Regions from separate parts of the Mus musculus genome. Here region 2 is linked to region 1. A link is a loop called in an ENCODE intact Hi-C map of the cell type or tissue named here. Cell type or tissue: heart. All regions are shown on one strand. Links, peaks and the distances in the headings refer to the core of each region. The heading gives the core; the rest is flanking DNA.

The links. Peaks named below come from ENCODE experiments on the same cell type or tissue, not always from the same donor. Only the 100,000 strongest peaks of a DNase experiment are listed, where the experiment ranks them.
Region 2: it touches region 1 in a loop (17-fold over the local background); 5 of 42 quality-filtered maps call a loop at or near these places.

Annotation. Positions count from the first base shown.
Region 1 is chr11:94,712,875-94,718,247 of GRCm38, reverse strand. Gm51874 (a long non-coding RNA gene) reads right to left here and starts at 987. Exons shown (of 2, transcript XR_003949593.1): 1 at 545-987. In heart, for the core only: a CTCF peak has its summit at 1,231 (motif pointing right); a DNase peak (open chromatin) is centred at 1,207; H3K4me3 peaks cover 505 bases; H3K27ac peaks cover 695 bases; H3K27me3 peaks cover 1,640 bases.
Region 2 is chr11:94,546,546-94,551,918 of GRCm38, reverse strand. It overlaps Rsad1 (radical S-adenosyl methionine domain containing 1), which reads left to right and starts at 2,712. Exons shown (of 9, transcript NM_001013381.2): 1 at 2,712-2,936; 2 at 3,315-3,448; 3 at 3,556-3,760. The coding sequence starts at 2,802. In heart, for the core only: no CTCF peak of the experiment used is centred there; DNase peaks (open chromatin) are centred at 2,728, 3,298 and 4,428; H3K4me3 peaks cover 1,637 bases; H3K27ac peaks cover 1,780 bases.

The sequences.
Region 1 (5,373 bases), core at 58-5,057:
GTTTGTTGCTATGAGTCCTAATGCTAAGTACTGGCGCCCTGGTTGCCCCTAGAGACCAGGAGATTCTAAGTAACTGTGTCCCCCAGGGGAAGTAGCCATAATAGCATAGAGGGTAGATATCTGCTTAGCTCCAGTGCTGATTGAGGCTTATTTTATATGTATGTGTGTGTATATATACATACACACACACACCCCACACACATACACACCCACACACACATATATGCATGCATTAACTAGAAGTGTAATATGAAAGAAATAAGAAAGTATATGGTATACAGTACAGGCCTATAATTCCAGTACTCTGGAGGCTGGGGCAGGAGGATCAAGAGTTTGAGGCTAGCCTGGACTACATAGTGACTCTGTGTCAAAAAAAAAAAAAAAAAAAAAAAGCACTATTTTGAGTAGGGAACTGTGCACATACCTTAGTCCCAGTGCTTGGGAGGGTGACTCAAGAGGGTTCCAAGTTTGAGCCCAGCCTCTGCTACATTGTAAGCCCTTGTCTCAAAGATTCTTAAGTTATTTGAACATGATTTGAACATACTTGCCACATTCCGAGGTGTGGTCCAGTCACCTGCAGCAATGCTCTTAGCGGAAACTTCCCAGGAGTGGGAGCGTGCTGCGGCTTCTCCGCTGGCTTCTGGCCTTGCCCTGCTCAGTTCTGTTTGCAGACCGTTAGTTCCTTTGCTTCAACCTCAGGAAGCCGCTTTTTCTTCTGCAGCCTCCTGACCTCTCCCAGCCTTCACGGAACCGAAGAGAGCTATGGCTTTGATCTGGATTAGGCTTGAACACCAAGGGAATGTTCTGGCAGGTTTTATCTCCCACCCAGACCACTAAAGCTTTCACTCATCAGCAAGAAGCCTGTCCTACTTTCTTATCGTCGCCATGTTGACTGGAAATACATTCTTAATTTCCTTCCAAACTCTTCCTTTGTACCCATAACTAGGCTGTTTGCATAAGAGGCCTGGCTTTCGGGATATCTGAACCGTCAGTATGCTTCCCCCCACCCCCACCCCCACCCCCACCCCCACCCCCGCTAAGCCTAATCATTCCTAGCTTTTTATTTGAAGTGACAGACGTGTGGCTTTTCCTTTCCCTGGAGCATTTGGAGGCCACCGTAGGGTTATTAACCGACCTCATTTCAACTTTGTTGTGTCTGGCATGGGGGAGGCTTGAGGGGAGTCTCCGGGGAGAAGAAGGGAGAGGCAACCGGTAGGTGGAGCCATCAGAACACACAGCAATTATCTATTAACTCTTCAGCCCCAATGTGGGCGCAGTCCGTAGCACTCCAAAGCAACTACAGTAGCTTCAAAGGTCACTGATTGCAGGTCATGATAAATATAGCAATAATGGAAAACTCTGAAACTCCGTGACAGTCACCAGGACCAGAAGAGAGCACCTGGGGTCGGAAAGACATCGGCAGACACCCAGGCAGGATGCTGTAAACCCTCTAACTGTGTGTGTGTGGGGGGGGGGGGGGCTGTCAAAACAAGACATCACCACAGTATTTGAAGAGTACAATAAGATGAGCTATGTCAGTCCCACTGTTCTCTGCGCCCCCTTGCTTGCCTATGGGTATTGTATTTGTTTGCTTGTTTGTTTGTTTAGATACAAACCAGCTTAATTTAAGCTGGCCTCAAATTGCTATGTAACGAAGGATGGCTCTGAACTCCTGCTCCTCCTGCCTCTGCCCTGAGTGCTGGGATTTGGGGCATGTGCCACCATGCCAAGTTTTTGCAGTGCTGGAGATTAAGCCCTGGGCTTTGAACATTGCAATGAACCAATGGAGGTTCTCCTTGGCCCGGGATGTATGTTTATTGACAAAGGTCCTACTTCCTCTCACTTCCTCCTACTTCCCTCTACCTGGAAAAAGGGAACTGTTAATCAGGGATAACTCTAGACCCTTCCCAGCTCAGAGGACTCTAACTCTCCTTCTCTACCATCTCCTTGCCTTCTCATGATTTTTGACCCCTTGAGACTCCTCTCTCTCTCTCTCTCTCTCTCTCTCTCTCTCTCTCTCTCTCTCTCTCATATCTCTCTTTTGTTTGCTCAATGGTGGGACTGGAATGGGCTGTCCCCAAACTCCTTTTAACAGGATTCCTCCCAACTCCTAGGAATTCTGCCATCTCCCTGGGGTTGCTGCCTCAACCCAGACCATCTCTCATTTTATGGGACAGAAAAAAAAAATGGTTTTTTTGTTTGTAAAATAGCTGTTTGGGTAGGGGGGTGCCACCTCCAATGTCTTAGATTCCTGTATACGCAAACAGAAACCCCAAGCCGTACAATGTAAATTTGCTCCATCTGAAGCCACCCACTGACTTGTAACTAAGGGATTTTCCCACTTAAATCAATCAAATATATTCTTTGTCTTGTCTCCACAAATCCCTTCTAAAACCTTCCTCAGCCCGCCCACTCCAGGGAGCCTGAACACTTTCTGCCTGGTGTTGCCTGATTCATGGGCACTGAATGCGCAAGTAAACTCATTGAATTTCAAATATGTCTAAGTTTACCATGGGATGAAACCTGCCTAGAGACATCCTTACCCACTCCTGCTGGGCGGTCAGGTCCCTCCCCTTCCCTTAGTCAGGTGTTATTTCTGATAAAACCTCCCATGACAAACTATCCCTGCATCTGCTAGCCAAAGAAGTCAACCCCAGAGATGAACCCAGGTCCTTCACCCAGATCCTTCACCTCTTCTTCTCCCATATGATCCCAGTCAAGAACAGAGACAGAGGGCTGGAGAGATGGCTCAGTCGTTAAGAGCACTGACTGTTCTTCCAGAGGTCCTGAGTTCAAATCCCAGCAACCACATGGTGGCTCACAACCATCTGTAATGGGGATCTGATGCCCTTGGTGTGTCTGAAGATAGTGACAGTGTACTCACATACATAAAAATAAGTAAGTTTAAAAAAATTTTAAAAAGAAAGAAAGAAAGAAAGAAAGAAAGAAAGGAAGGAAGGAAGAAAGGAAGGAAGGAAGAAAGAAAGAACAAACAGAGACAGAGGAAGAAAAGTAAGAAGGCTCTATAGTGATACTCACAGTGTCTATGCTCTGGTGACTTGGCACACGTTTGAAGTTCGTCTTGTCCCTTGGCAGAAACATTTTGTCTCAGGACCATCCACACAGACTTCTGAAAAGATTAAGCTTGTCGCATTGCCTCCTGCCGCTCCACCTTGCACAGCTCATAGTGTCACGGAGAGGAAAGGTCAGGAAAAGGTGGGAAGATTGGCTTAGAGCAGGCTGTGGGAGGGAACAGAGAGTTGGCTTGCTCAAGGCTCTGTAAGGATCATAATGCAACCACCAAAACTGATGTGAGAGGTCTCCGGTTTCACCCTCAGTAATAGAGAGAGGTGGGTGGGGGAGAGAGAGAGAGAGAGAGAGAGAGAGAGAGAGAGAGAGAAGGGAGGGAGAAGAGAAGAGAAGAGAAGAGAAGAGAAGAGAAGAGAAGAGAAGAGAAGAGAAGGGAAGAATGGTAGATCCTTCTACCAGAGAGAGACTGCAGCCTAGGGGAGCCTGCCTTAAACTTGAAAGGACCAGAATTGAGGAGAAATAGTGAGACTATTTCCCTGCAGACAATGGTAGTGGCCAGGAGTTCAAGGTCACACCTGAACTGTCACAGGGTAAGCAGCACTCTTTACATGTACACATTCAAACAAAAAGCTCGCCTAGTAGGACATGTGTCTAGCAATGTCTTAGTCACTGTTCTATTGTTGTGGAGAGACCCCACGATCAAGGTGAATTGCATTAAACTGGGGCCTTGCTTGCAGTTTTAGAGGATCAGTCCATGACCATTGTGGCTGGAAGGCACACAGGTGTGATGCTGGAGCAATAGCTAAGATTGTTTCATCCTGATCTGCAGGCAGCAGGCAGACTGGGCGTGGCATGGGGTTTTGAAACCTTAAAGCCCACACTCCCAGTAACACATCTCTTTCAACAAGGCCACACACCTATTCCACCAAGGCCACACCTCCTAATCCTTCCCAAATAGTTCCACTAACTGGGGACCAAGCATTCGAATATATAGCAGTAAATGGAAGCCATTATTCAAATTACCACAATGGGGAGCGGGTAGGTACTGTAAAGTACACAGATAAAATAGAATAATTGCAAATCTGAGAGGTCTAGGTAGACTGTGGAAGTTACAATGACGTGAACTGAGGCACATAATGAATTCAGATTGCACATCTGAATGGAGAAAATGGGGCATGGAAGGAAGTGGGGGTAGGATGGTGTGATCTGGAGTCATCCAAGGGTACCCAGCCTGCTCCAGAGACGCATAGCCCCGGAGGGAGGGGGACTCATCCCAGGGACCTCTGAAGTTGCTTCACATCTTCAGGGGAAGGTAAAGCAGGTCAGGAGGTGGAAAGATACACGCGTCATCTTCATTTCCCAGAACGGGGCTGAGAGGTTGAGGCCACCAAGCCTGTCAGACAAAGCTCACGACACCTTTGATTTCAGAATGAACTCAAAACCAAAGACCCAAATTGAGCCCCGACTTTGTATCCAGCAGGGCGTGAATCATCCGACAGATGGTGGGGGTGCGTTTAGAGAGCCTCAGAGGGAGCAAGAGCGGCCCCTCAGATGGCCCTGTGGTGCCAAGCTGTTCTCGACCCAGAGCAGGCTAAGCATGGGGGGAGTTTGTGGGTTCTGCTCTTTCTGGCTTCAGGGAGCAGCTGCAACTTTGCAAATTCAAGTAATTGAGAGAGAGAGAGAGAGAGAGAGAGAGAGAGAGAGAGAGAGAGAGAGAGAAGAATCCAGATGTTAGTATTTAGCGCAGCCTGGGTCACATGTAGACTCTGAAGCAGGAGTGGGGACTGGGGGCTGAGCAGAAACTGACAGCGCCCCCAGGAAGGCTAGAAGTGGATGAATTTGCTCCAAGGGACAGGGGACTGCTGCCAACAAACAGCACAGGAAACCTGAGGTTATCCCAGCCTCAAGAGTCCCTGCAGGCTGTTAACGGAATGCAGGGAAGGAAGAATTCTCTCTCTTATTTGTAACTGCATAGACATTGAGTATTCCAGCGCCCATTGCCTTGTATGCTGCATTTTGTCACCTGCAATCAAATGCATCCTAAGTGTTTTCTGAGGAGCATAAGAGTGGAGCAGGGTTGTTTTGCCTTTAATCTTAGCATCCACCCCACGTGTTTCACCATAGTGTTTTGGTAGAACTTTAACATATTCTAAAAGGCGGTGCTTTTATTCTATTCTGTTTGATTGTGGTCAAAATTCTGCCTCTTCATTCTAACTTACAATGGACATGGAAAGCTAGGCTCCTGGTGACTAATTGAATTTTGTCTTTTCCACACTGAAAGCCTTTTTCCAAAATGAACGGCCAGCCCCCAGCATGTATGTAGCAGAGGACGGCCTTGTCTGG
Region 2 (5,373 bases), core at 179-5,178, 170 kb after region 1:
TCCTACTAGGGTGGCCCATTAAGCCCCATTTAAAGCATTCCACTGCTTTCCAAATCTAAAGCCCCCAATCCACATCCTTCCAGACAAAAGCATAGTCAACCCTATCACAGAAATACCCCACTCCCTGGTACCAAATTCTGTCTTAGTTAGGGTTTTACTGTTGTGAACAGATACCGTGACCATGGCAACTCTTATAAGTACAACATTTAATTGAGGCTGGTTTACAGGTTCAGACATTCAGTCTGTTATCATCAAGGCAGGAACATAGTGGCGTACAAGCAGGCATGGTGCAGGAGGAGCTGAGAGTTCTACATCTTCATCTGAAGGCTGCTAGCAGAATATTGGCTTCAGGAAGCTAGGAAGAGGGACTTACAGCCCATACCCACAATGACATACCTACTCCAACAGGGCCACACCTCCTAATAGCGCTACTCCTATTATCACACTTATTGTCCACCCTTCGGTGGGTTTGCATTCCTTTCTACTTTAAAAGATGCATAAAAGGAGACCGGTGAGAGGGATCAGTGGGTAAAAGACACTTATCAAGCTTGATGCTCTGAGTTTGACTTTTGGGACCCCCAAAATAGAGGCAAGGAACTAAATCCCTTGGTTTGTCTTCTGATCTTAAGCATTGTAGTATGGGTGCCCGTACACATGCACACACAAATAAACAAAATGAAAAAATGCAAAAAAAAAAAAAAAAAACCACAAGTATCAGTCATAGCAAGATGGTAGTGAAGGGATTTTGACCTGCCGTTTCTAAAACCAGCTCTCTTCTCCTAACACCGTCTGCCTCCTGAGCCATTAGATCATTGGCAAGAGATGTGACTCTCTTAGACCTAGCTGTCTGAAGTAGGTTTAATTTTCACTGGCTTAGCCCCATGGACAGAGCATTCAGTCCTGTTACATGAAGAGTGTGTATTACAGCAAGGGAGAGAAGAAGGCCAGGATGTCCTGAGGCTGGTGCCCTAGGCTTGGGAGGGCGCCTGGTGTAGATAGAGCCTCATCTGTGTGTGCCCCACTCCAACCGCAGCTGAAGGACAGGAAAACAGCACTCCCTAAGTTGTATGCTCTAGAGCCACATAGTGCTGGGCTAACACACTGAAAGACAATCCTTCTTCTAGAGGGGACCAGAACAGAGAGTGTGGCCTGTTCTGACTGGTTCTTCCTGGATGCTGTACTCCGAACACCTTACTTTCTTGAGGAAGAACTGCTTTACGACAACTCGACTCCAAAGCCCATGATCGTTCCATTCTGGGGCATAGCTCCTCCAAGCCCCTCACATGTGTCCTGCCTCTCCTGCACACACCATTGCTGCGACCTCTTCCATCTGATGCCAAGGACTGGCCTGACTCAGAGACCACAGCCCACCCTCCCTGCCAAGCCAGTTCCCAGTGGAATTCTTTTCTTCTCTTTCCCCTCCCTCCCTTCCTTTAAAAAAATATTTATTTTATTTCATGTGTTTTGCCTGCATATGTCTGTGCACCATGTGCATGCTGGAGGAAGTCTGGAGTTTCCGACTTACAGATGGTTGTTAGCCACAGTGTGTGGGTGCAGGGTCCTCCGCAAGAGCCGATAGTGCTCTTAACTGCTGAGCCAGCCCCTCCAGCCCTGCTTCCTTTTTTCTGAAACATTGTCTCATGCAGTCAGCCAGACCTGGATTATAGGGCTGTTCTGCCACACATGACTTTTTTTTCTTTTTTTTAAACAAAGTTTTATTTATATTTAAATTTTATTTATTTTTAAATATATGTGTTTGTACGCCTGCGTGCCAGAAGAGGTCATTAGGTCACTTTATAGATGGTTGTGAGCCACCATGTGGTTGCTGGGACAGCCTCAGGTTTTACTTTCTCTCTCTCTCTCTCTCTCTCTCTCTCTCTCGTTTGTTTAAACGTAATTGGGTATTTTGCCTGTATGTATGTATGTATGTATACAGTATTTATGCCACAATTATTGATTTTATTATTGTATCTGTGTGTATTATGTGCACACATGAGTTTGCTAGAAGGTGCACCCATGGAGGCAAAAGGACCACTATGTGGAGCGAGGCTCTCTCCCACTACATATTTGGCATCCAGGGACCATTCTGCTTTGTAGGGCAACTGTCCGTTCCTTGCTGAGCCATCATGTCTTTCCCCCTCTTTTGTTTCTATGAGATAGGCTCTCACACTGTAGCCCAGGCTGGCTTGGAACTCCCACAATCCTCCGGGAGTTCTAGTATTCCAGGTGTGAGCCACCGCCCCTGGCTTCCAACGATTTTCTGTTCCTCTAATACCCAGCCCGTGAGCTTCCTTTCCGCTGACTCCCACGCACACTTCTGTAGGCCCACCAGCTCACAGCCAGTTACCTAGTACCGAATTAACTCTTAACTTGGTTAGTGTCTCCCCTGCCAGTTAGACTGACCTGATTTTAGTAGGCCTGGCTTTCAGATCTGAGCCAGGTACACACCAATCTAAGTAACTGACTGAAAAAAACCCAAACAAACAAAGAAATCTTGTATGAGTCAATAAAGTCGCTCTGACACAGGGAGCCAAGAGGCTGGCGGGGCATTCTGCGTCCTTGGCAAAAGATAGACTGGCTGTGTCCTTGAGAACGAATAGGCTGTGTGTGCAACAGTGTCCACCAGGTGGCGCCGCAGACACGAGGCCGTGGGCTCTCTAGCCACTCCGGGAGAGGCAATACGAGGTCACGCAGCCCCTCTGACTTCCGCCAGGGCTATCCACGCGGCCCAGCCCCGGGTACACCCCTGCTGGGCACGCTGTCGAGGTCTCGCATCCCTCCTTTCTGCCGCCTTGCGCGCCATGGTTCCCTCCGGGGTCCGGACCGGCAGATGGGTGGCAGCGGCCAGGGCGGCCCAGCGGCGCCCCCGTGTGGACAGCTTGGGACAGCCTCCGAGTCCTGAGTCCGCGAGCACGCGTGCGGCGCTTTACGTGCACGTGAGTGAGTAGGGGAGAGCAGAAGGAGGCGGTGGCCGTGGCTGTTCCGTTCATAGCCCACATGCACGCTGTCCGTGCCTAACATTACATCTGGTACAACATCTGCCCGCGTCATTCGCCACCGGAATAAGTGTTTGGCCAAAAACCTCAAGTCTGGTGCTTACTAGCTGGGTGTCCCTCTTGGAACCTGTTTTGTCTCACGAAAGTGGGCATAGTAATCTCATCGCCATCTGCCCACGGGACGCAGAGTGGCTTAGTTGTCGCAACCACCGCTGACCAACCTCAGAATGGGAACGGGGATGTGTGAGATAAACCCTGGAAGTGGCCTGGGCAGCCCAGAGCCCCGCCTTAGCTCACACACGCATCCCCTGTCCCCAGTGGCCTTATTGCGAGAAACGCTGCAGCTACTGCAACTTCAATAAGTACATCCCCCGCGGCGTGGAGGAGGGGACCGTGCGGAATTGCCTGGTGACTGAGGCAAGGACGCTGCTGCGGCTCAGCGGGGTGCAGAGGTCAGTACTGGGGACATTAGACAAGGTCTTGGGCGGAGAGGACACTACAGGAGGATGTTCCCCAAGGGTTTTCCCCGGGGTTTTATGTCTCCATCCTCTTCCTCCAGAGTAGAGTCTGTGTTCTTTGGTGGAGGAACCCCGAGTCTGGCCAGTCCCCACACTGTGGCTGCTGTCCTGGAGGCTGTGGCTCAGGAAGTCTACCTGCCTGCCGATTCGGAAGTCACCTTGGAGGCTAACCCCACTTCAGCCCCAGGTCCTAGGCTGGCAGCTTTTGGAGCAGCAGGAGTGAACAGGTTGTCCATTGGTTTACAGGTGACCTACCTCACTCACCCTACCCCAGTGCTCCCAGATCCTAGGATGGTGTTTAGTCATTGAGAAAACATTTCTGGGCACCAGGGTCTAGTACACAGTAGATTGTGTAGTGACACTTTTCTTACTGTTTGTCTCTTGACATATTGGCCCATACACTTCCTGAGGCAGGCTTTGGCATCATCATCATCAACATCATTATTGTTATTATTATTATTATTAATGTCTTCGTTATTTTGAGACAGGGTACCCTATAGCTCAGGCTAGCCTCAAATTTTATATGTAGCCAAGGGTTGACCTTGAGCTCCTGACTCTTCTGTCTCCATCTTAATACTAGGACTACAGACATGTGCCACCATGCCCAGTTTGTATAATAATAAAAATCAAACCCCAAGGCATGTAGGCAAGCATTCCACAAAGAGCTATATCACTAGCTGCCATTATTTTATTATTATTATTATCATTATGACTTTGAGACAGGAGCTCACACTGTAGCCCAGGTTAGCCTCAAACTCCCAGCAGTCTTCCTGCCTCAGCCTTCCAACTCCTGGAATTACAGGCCACAAGGCCCAGCTGGCTTAACCCTTTATAGTCTAGGCGTTTCATGTAGTACCTGCCACATGGTAGGTGCTGCACAGGTGTGGGTAAGGGATGGTGCAGTGGTTAGAGCACTTACTGGGCAAGTGTAAACCAGCCCTTGGATCCTCACCCACCCACACAAACGCTGGCTGGGTATGGCAGCCTGCCTGCAATCCCAGCACTTGAGGGCACAGATGAAGGAATCCGCCCTTCGCCTTGCTTAATGCTGGCTAGCCAGACTTAACCGTATCAACTGTGGTTTCGACTCAGTGAGTAAGGTAGCAAAAAATGAAGGAAGATGGGCTGGAGACACGGCTCAGAGGTTAAGAGTGTTGTTGGCTGCTCTTCCAGAGGACCTGGGTTCAATTCCCAGCACCCACATTGTGATTCATAAGCACCTGTAATGAGATCTGGTGCAGGCACGAATGCAGGCAGAATCCTGTATAATAAATAAATAAATCTATAAAAAGGTAAAGAAGACCCCCATTGTCAACCCTGAGCTTCCACAAACACACACACACACACACACACACACACACACACACACTCACCCCTGCCCTCACACACATGTGAACACATATATACATAGGCACACTTCACATATATAGACATGAAAGAAAGGAAGGGAAAAAAAAATACAGGATGCGGCTTGTTCTGTGATTGGAGACCTGGAACAGGCTGGCAGCCGGACCATGGCACAGTAACTGCTACCTCTAGAGGAACCTCCGAAGGCTTATTAGAGTACTGAGGGGAGCCCAGCCTGATGAAATCCTGGAAGCCTTCCTGGAGGAAATGATGTGTGAGTGAGACAGAGCAGGTGTTGACCAGGTTGGAGGGGTGTGGGAGGAAAGGGCACAGGATGTGGAAGAACTTTGCATGTTTGGAGGAGAAGCTGTGTCATTCCTGTGACTGGAGAGGCTGGAGACAGGCCGCCAAACAGGACCGAAAGCCTTCCGCTCCTGTGGGAGTTTGGGGTTTCTCCCATTGGAGAGCCTCTGAAGGTGTGCTTATGAGTCAGGAGAAATCTCTCTAGGTTG